Linked DNA regions of Homo sapiens: region 1 is linked to region 2. A link is a contact called in ENCODE Hi-C or POLR2A ChIA-PET data. All regions are on one chromosome and are shown on one strand. The core of a region is the stretch at or near the end of the contact, and the rest is flanking DNA. Distances in the headings are between cores, read along the strand shown.

Evidence for each region. Hi-C counts contacts between places; a loop is a spot of excess contacts on that map. ChIA-PET counts read pairs that join two places held with the same protein, here RNA polymerase II (POLR2A). Pooled maps may share reads with other maps.
Region 1: a loop to region 2 is called in a pooled map, with 3 times the contacts of the local background. The contact joins the promoter of AKR1C1 here to the promoter of AKR1E2 in region 2. A Hi-C loop is called at or near these places in 1 of 50 pooled maps. POLR2A ChIA-PET finds 5 or more read pairs at or near these places in 2 of 52 experiments (A549 and endothelial cell of umbilical vein).

The regions. Positions count from the first base shown.
Region 1 is chr10:4,961,678-4,966,066 of GRCh38, reverse strand. It overlaps AKR1C1 (aldo-keto reductase family 1 member C1), which reads right to left and starts at 2,652. Exons shown (of 9, transcript NM_001353.6): 1 at 2,539-2,652; 2 at 1-153. The coding sequence starts at 2,622.
Region 2 is chr10:4,823,871-4,827,643 of GRCh38, reverse strand. AKR1E2 (aldo-keto reductase family 1 member E2) reads right to left here and starts at 1,437. Exons shown (of 10, transcript NM_001040177.3): 1 at 1,281-1,437. The coding sequence starts at 1,319. RefSeq lists a silencer at 931-1,010.

The DNA of each region.
Region 1 (4,389 bases), core at 1,403-3,902, 140 kb before region 2:
TATGTCTTCTCTCTTCACACTGCCATCTGCAATCTTGCTTCGGATGGCCAGTCCAACCTGCTCCTCATTATTGTATAAATGAGCAGAATCAATATGGCGGAAGCCAGCTTCAATTGCCAATTTGGTGGCCTCTAAAGCTTTACTTTTAGGAACCTGGGGGAGTAACCATAGGTAGTATTTTCTGACTAATGTGCCTGAGAGTTAGTTCAGGCACAAGTAGCGACGTTCACAAAAATCAGCTTTTCCTCCTTTCTTGGATGAGTTCTGTATGTAGAATCATGAGCCCATCCCAGTCTCCCTGGGTCTTTCCCAGTTAGTAATAAAGGTTGGGCACAGCAGGAACTTCTGCAGTCCCAGAAAAATCACTGCTTGACCACTAGTTTGGAAGTGTCCCCAAAACAATTTCAGGTTCAGTCATTTTTTGGAAAAATTAACAGGATGCAACCTATAGTTATAGATATAATCTTAATTATTTTTAGTATGGTAAAATTAACACAAGGAATGGCCAGGCGTGGCGGCTCACACCTGTAATCCCAGCACTTTGGGAGGCCGAGCTGGGCGGATCATGAGATCAGGAGATCAAGGCCATCCTGGTTAACAACTCCATCTCTACTAAAAATAGAAAAAATTAGCCGGGCATGGTGGCAGGCGCCTGTAGTCCCAGCTACTGGGGAGGCTGGGGCAGGAGAATGACGTGAACCCAGGAGGCGGAGCTTGCAGTGAGCTGAGGTCGCACCACTGCACTCCAGCCTGGACGACAAAGCGAGACTCCATCTCAGAAAAACAAAACAAAAACCAAACAAACAAAAAAAGAAATTAACACGAGGAAATAGCCACATGGAAGGAAATATGAAGGAATACAGTGTAAGCTCCTGTGATTCCTCTCCCACCATATTGCACAGAATGCACTGACTTTACCCGGAATCATATTTTGTCAATGTATGTGAACTGTTGTCTACAAGAGATGCTCTCTACATACTCCATTACTAAGATTTTGTCTGGGACTGGTTACATTGACTCACTCTGCTTCGCAGGCACAAAACTTCCAAAAGTCTCCAAAAGGAAAGCAGGTGCACAGAAACTCCGCAGTTTGCACAAGCAGTTACTTACAGCCACCATTCTTATCAGTTAGGAAATAGTGAGAAATCCACCTTATCAGATACCAGCAGGTTTATATGGGAAACAGGCCTGTCTATGGATAGCAGTCTATTATGTCAAGTCTTTTCTACACAGCCATTAGCCATTCTGTCGGCATGACAGAACTAAATAGTAGGTGTAAAAATGTATACTCTAAGGATATTGATTTGTATAAGAAATAGACTGCAAGGAGTAAGTGATTAGCAAAATGGGGTTCAGTTCCATAAGTTCAAGGCAACTCTTTTAGGAAACATATGATTGCAGTGAAATTTACAATTATTGACTTACGTAACAAATTTGGATACAGATTTGAAAGTATATCTTTTAAATGACAAAAACAGAAACAAAGCAAACTGTTTTCCTATCTGGAAAGTATTTCAGAGGCTTTCTTTTTCCCATAGAATTACAAGGAACTAGATACTGGGTCTCACAGCCCTCTCCTCATACCATCCTTGATCATTTCTTTGCTGTATGAGTACTCAAAGGCTTACCAAAGCTGGAGCTTTAGTGGTATCCTCATCTTTACTTCCTCTCCATGTCAATTTATATTACAAAGTAAACCACTCCTGTCAATGGTCTTCAAAATGTCCCTTTGTAAATCCTTATATTGTATAGATCAGAAATGTGAAACCCAAATTTTATGTAACTAGTCCCTATTCACACACATTGTATTCCCAAGACAGTCTTGAGATACAAGTTTTCTTCCAGTGTAGAAATAGCTAAGTCTAGAAAAGAAAATCTATTCCATTAATTTTCCTGTCAGAGAAACAAGAAATTTTTCTGTTACAATATTTTGATACAAATTTGACCCATATTAACAAAGAAAAAGAATTTAAATTTTCCTTGTTAGGTTCTAGTATTTTTTTTTTCTTAAAATGAGGATATTTTATCGTTTCAGGTAATTTTCCCAGAGGTGAGAATAGTACATGAGAAATTCTCTTTAGGCCAGGTCTAGTATTACAGTGTGGTGCTCAAGGCCGCCCATCAGAACAGTGATACTCTCCCAACAGATTTCATCCACCCCGTCTCCACTAACTTTTGCCATAAAAATTCCTCTGAATTGTATCTTCTTGGAAGAAGTAAATATCTGTTCGACTATACAAAGAAACAGAGAAACCACTCCCATTGCAATCAATCTTCAAGAGAGGGAGCAGGCAAGCCGTGTTCTTTCTGCTGAGTTGTATAGACTCTGACAAGCTGTGAAATAAACATAAACAGAAGACAAAACAGTGCCACAAATAAGCAGTAGATGACCCTGTGACAAGATGGCATTGCAGAACAAAGACTGACGTTTAAAGGGGAGTCATGCAGAGTAACATAGGAACACAAGCCTGACAACCTGGTCAGCTTCCACTTACTCTAGCTCCTTTGAACTCTCAACACTAAAAATATTATTGTTACCTCTGCAGGCGCATAGGTGCCAAATCCCAGGACAGGCATGAAGTGACCATCATTCAGCTTCACACACTGATATTTCGAATCCATTTCTGTCACTAGCCTGGCTGGCAAATGTTTCTTTCTTCCTCCCTCACAGGCTATAAGAGCAATGAGCTGGCAACGCCCCTGAGCACACTGTCTGCTGGTTAACCAATGGCATGTGAGAGGAGGGACAGAGGCAGTCTTACACAAGCTGTGATAAAAATTGCATCCAGTTCAACCGTTTCTTACCTAAGAAAATTCATAAGTAAATTATTATGTGGTCATGATACACTCATTAATTTCCTCTGAAGTATTTTTGCTATTCCAGATCTCTATATATGAGACATAAATTACTCAAAGAGATTTGTAGAACAAATTGTGACTTTACATAAGAATACAGAAACCTCTAGCGGCACAGCTCTTTTTTGTTTGTGTCATGATGATGAGTTCCTTCTGCATCTTGCAGCATTTGAAATGACTAATTTTCATTTTTCTCTCTCTCACACACACAATTTAAAGGAATGACTAATGAGCATTTCTTTAAAATATTGCCCTCAATTAAAAATTAAAGTTAAAATTTTTTAATGCATTACTTTTTTCATCAGCAAATTTATTGTTCCTTTCTTATTAGCCTTGTAAGAGAAACATCCCTTCCTGATCAAGGTGCAGTCCTGATAAAGTTGTAATCCTGATGTGGGTGTAAATAAAAAAGAAAATATGATGTGGTTTTATTGGAAGATTTCTTATTAACAGCTTTTGGACTTTGGATATAATTTGTAACATGCAAACAGTGCCTTATTTGTCTTTTCCAGCCATTTTTATGAATTGCTACCAAAAAGTAACAAGCCAAAATATGATAACTATTAGATATACTTTATAATATTGCTAAACATTATTCATAAAGAAAAACTGGTAACTAATGACATATAAACTGGTGAATAATCCTCGCATGGGATAATTTTTACTTTATTCTCCCTTTGGAGGTCAGGTTAAAACATGATTGTAATTTGCATGATCCATGATTCACATCTTGGAGTAGTCACAACTTGCAGTGCCCTGATTGCTTCTATTTGCTTTTTCATAAAACAAACAGAAATTGAAAAATAGGTAAATTGTTATCATTGACATAAATGTAATATTATAAAGATATTGAAATTTTTCACAGAGTAATTTCAACAAGATGGTGGATTCTAAGATTCCCATATAACTCATGGAAACATCAGAAAATACCTAAAATTGACTGAAATAAACTTATTTATTTCTGGAGTGGCTCAGTAGAGATTCAGGGTGACTATACACATACAGATGTTATAGGCAAAAGGCCAGGGGAAGAGACATGCAATAGTCCATCTAAGCCATTGAGGAGAAACTGGGATGCGAAATTTCATAATAGTAAGCAATTCAAAAGCCATTGGTTATTTGGGGATACATAAAAGGGCAAACACAGTCCACGTAGGTGCATGTTCAGAAACAAACTAAGAAGGACTTGAGGTTTTATGTAGGGCTGATGCCTTGACTGAGAACCTGCCACACATATAAGTTAATGACTGTCATGACATAGAACAAATCTATATACAGTAAAAAAGATGTTTATTTTTTCAAATGCCCAATTAGATAAAATAACAAGGCATACAGGCCTGGAGCAGTGGTAATCCCAGCACTTTGGGAGGCCGAGGCGGCCAGATCACGAGGGCAGGAGATGGAGACCATCCTGGTCAACATGGTGAAATCCTGTCTCTACTAAAATAAGAACAACAACAACAAGAACAACAACAACAACAACAACAACAAATAGTCGGACGTGGTGGCGGACGCCTGTAGTCCCAGCTGCTC
Region 2 (3,773 bases), core at 188-2,687:
ATAGCTTTTATCAACAACTAAGTTTAGCTTTTTTTTTTTAAAGATCAAATTTTAAACGCTTTTTAGTCAGTGCTGTCTCAAATCACTGGCAGGAATTGTGAAGTTCAAAGCAGAGAAAGGTCGTAGAATAGAATGGTGGTTATAAGACGCTGGGGGCTGGGGGAGGTGAGGAAGGAGGGAATGGGGAGTTGCTGATCAAAGGGTACAAAGTTTCAAACACACAGGAGACACAGCTTTTAAGACTTACTGCGCACTAGGATGCCAACAGTCAACAATAATTTACTACACATGTGTATTTCAAAATAACAAGACATTTCAAACATCTTACCACAAACAATAATAACTGAGAGAGGTGATAGATATGTTAATTAGCTTGATTTAACCACATTGCAATTGTATACACGGCTCAAAACATTACGCTGCACCCCATAAATGCACAGAGCGATTATATGTCTCAGGCATCAGGGCAGGTTGCTTCTAAACAGGGAACAACATGAGATCCCAAAGTTTCTTTTAAAGCCTAATCAGCAATTCCAATTTTCCTTTTTTCTTTTTTTTTTTTTTTTTTCCAGCAAGGTCTGGCTCTGTCCCCAAGGCTGGAGTGCAGTGGCGCCATCAAAGCTCACTGCAGCATCGACTTCCTGGTCTCCAGTGATCCTCCCACCTCAGCCTCCTGAGTAGCTGGGACCACAGGCGCGCACCCCCAAGCCCAGCTGATTTGTTCATTTTTTGTAGAAACAGGGTTTCGCCATGTTGACCTGGCTGGTCTTGAACTCCTGAGCTCAGGCGATCCTACTGCCTCGGCCTCCCAAAGTGCTGGGATTACAAGCCCGCACCCCACGCCCGGCCCCAACTTTTCTTTCTCTCTTTGCTGGAGAGGAGGCTTCGAGGTTCCCTGTTCCGGCCGAGTCCAGCGCCGCCAAGGCCTCCCCTCGGCATCCCCGCTCCAGTTCTGAGTAACTTCAAGGGCTCCGCCTCTCCACAGAGCAGCCCCGCCCAACGCCGCGGCCGCAGCCCCAGAGTCTGAGGCTTGGCTGCCGAGGTTCCCGCTTCTCCCAGAGAGCGCCTCGGCGGGCAGCACCGACTCCGTTTTAGGAAAGGCCGGGCCGGGCTGCTTGTGGGCGGTGGGCGGCCACCTCAGCAGCGCCTTTCCCGGGCGTCGGCCAGGCGGAGGGGAGGCCGCCGCACTTCTCCCCAGCCCCGGCCTGGGTCCCATCGGGCGCCCCCAAGTCCCGCGCTCCCCTAGGTCAGGCGCGCCTCCCTGCCCGCGACCGCGTCACCTTCCAGGAGCTGAGGCCCACGGCTGGGATATCTCCCATGGCCGCCGCCGGCCGCCCCGCCGCCCCGCCGCCCCGCACGCGACTACCGACAGGCACCGCGCGAGCTACTGCGGCGCTGGCGACCCGCCGTTGCGACTGGCTGGAAGTGCCTTGTGACGGCTGACACTCCGACAATGGCTGGAAGCATGAACGCAGGGCTTCCTGACTGGCTGCTGGTGTCGCGCGCCGGGCACTGACTGGCTGGTTGTATTAAGGACGGGCACCCCGATTGGCTGGAGGCGCAGAGCCAGCTGGAGTCCCAAATGGCTGGAAGCACCGCGCTCTGGACATCCTGATTGGCTGGCGGCATAGACGACGGAATTTTCGATTGGCTTGCAGAGCCACGCAGGAGCAGGGAAGGTTTTACAATCGGCTGGCATTGCCGCTCACGCCCCCACCTTAGGTGTGACCTCCTGGTTGCCTTCTCCCTCGCACCGGGTGCATATGCGACTGAGGGTAGGGCAGAGGTGCTAGGTTGATGGGCAGAGAGTCTTCACCGTTCCAGGGCCTCGCCATGGCCGGGCCATCCTAGGGCAAGCTCTAGGGTCAGGGTGCAGAGTCCTGCGTCCCCTGGGGCACAGGGTGCGCGGGAGTGGGTCCCCGCTCTCTTGTACCAAGGATGGCCATTCTCAGGTGCCCCGAGGCCCCCAGTCTGGGAGAAGCGTGCCTGGCCTTGGTTCCCCGTCAGGGAGCCACTGTGCCCTTGGAAAATGCCTTCCACTCCCTGGGTCCTGGCCCAGAGCGGCTGGGGCTTGCAGGACAGCGGGGGTCCTGGGTGGTGCAGGGGAGGCCGAGCCCTGCATGTAGAGGGGAGCGTCCTTGCTTGCAGCCTCGGGCCCCCGTTTGGAAGTGGATGGGGTGGACTGGACACCCCCCTTATGAGTGGACTGGGCTCCCCCAGGGCCAGTGGAGGGAAAGAGGGGTCAAGGGAGCCTTCCGACGCCCCTCTTATCTCTCCTGGAGCTTACAGCTCCCCCTTCATTGCCCCCCTCAGCCCTGGGAGTCCTACTGCCTTGAGGACACCCACACCCAGATGAGGGCTTTGTTTCTAGGTTCCTTGCCTGGGTCTTCAGTGCTGGCCATCAGGGGAGGCGCTGCCCATTCTGCTCAATGGGGCGGCTGCAGCCAGAGAAACTCCCAGGGTCACTCTGGGTGTCCCCCTGCCTCCCACCCAACTTGCATCTCCTGTGAGCATCCATCTCCTCAATGTGAGCTCCTCACAGGTGGGAAGGGGGATCTTCGATACTCTCATTTATTCATTCAGAAACTGTGCCTGGAGCACTCACCTGTGCACGGGGCAAGTTAGGCCAGGGTGCAGTGCTGAAAATGACCTGCATGGGCCTTGCCCTCAGGAGCTCACCATCTGTAGGAATGAATGGACAGAGCATAAAAGCAAATGCATGAGAAAAAAAAAGAGCAGGTGCTATAGTAAAATAAAGCAGGTGCTTGTGGTGAGAGGCGGAAGGGACAGAGTGAGGGAATCCTCAACACCTCAATGAAGTGGCATTTATGCTGCAAACAGAAAGGCAAAGAGTGAGGGAACCAGCCCTGCACAAGTCTGGGAACAGTATTCCTGGGGGAAGCTCTACTGCACTGCAATCGTGTATCATGCTATTTCATTGTTTTAACAGAAATTCCATAAGTCTATGACGTTGAGCATCTTTTACTCTGCTTCTTTGCTATCTGTATATCTTTGATAAGGTGTGTTTTCAGGTCTTTTGCCCATTTTTTATTTGGGTCATTCATTTTCTTATTGTTGGATTTTAAGAGTTCTTTGTGTATTTTGGATAAGAGTCCTTTATTAGATGTGTCTTTGTAAATATTTTCTCCCAGTCTGTCTGTAACTTGTCTTTTCATTTCCTTGACATTGTCTTTAGCAAAATAAAAAAATTTTTATTTTAACGAAGTGAGCTTATCAATTATTTCTTTCATGGCTCATCCCTTTGATGTTGTATTTTAAAAGTCATTGCAAAGACATAAGAATTATATAATGGACTTCGGGGACTCAGGGGGAAGGCTGGGAGGGGAGTGAGAGATAAAAGACTACACATTGGGCACAATGTACACTACTCTGGTGATGGGTGCACCAGAATATCAGAAATCACCACTAAATAACTTTTCCATGCAACCAAACACTACTTGTCGCCCCAAAACAATTGAAATAAAAATTAAAATTAAAAAATCAGAGACTAGACAGAAAAAAATTAAAATAAAAATTAGTAAATTAGAATATCCTGGAACACAGTAATCAATATAAAAAATAAAAATAAAAAAAATCACTAAACCCAAGATCATCTAGATTTTCTCTTATTTTCTAGAAGTTTCATAGTGTTGTGTTTTACATTTAGGCCTTCGATCCACTTTGAGTTAATTTTAATGAAGAGTGTGAGATCTGTGTCTGGATTTATTTTTTTGCATGTGGATGTCCAACATCATTTGTTGAAAAGACTGAAA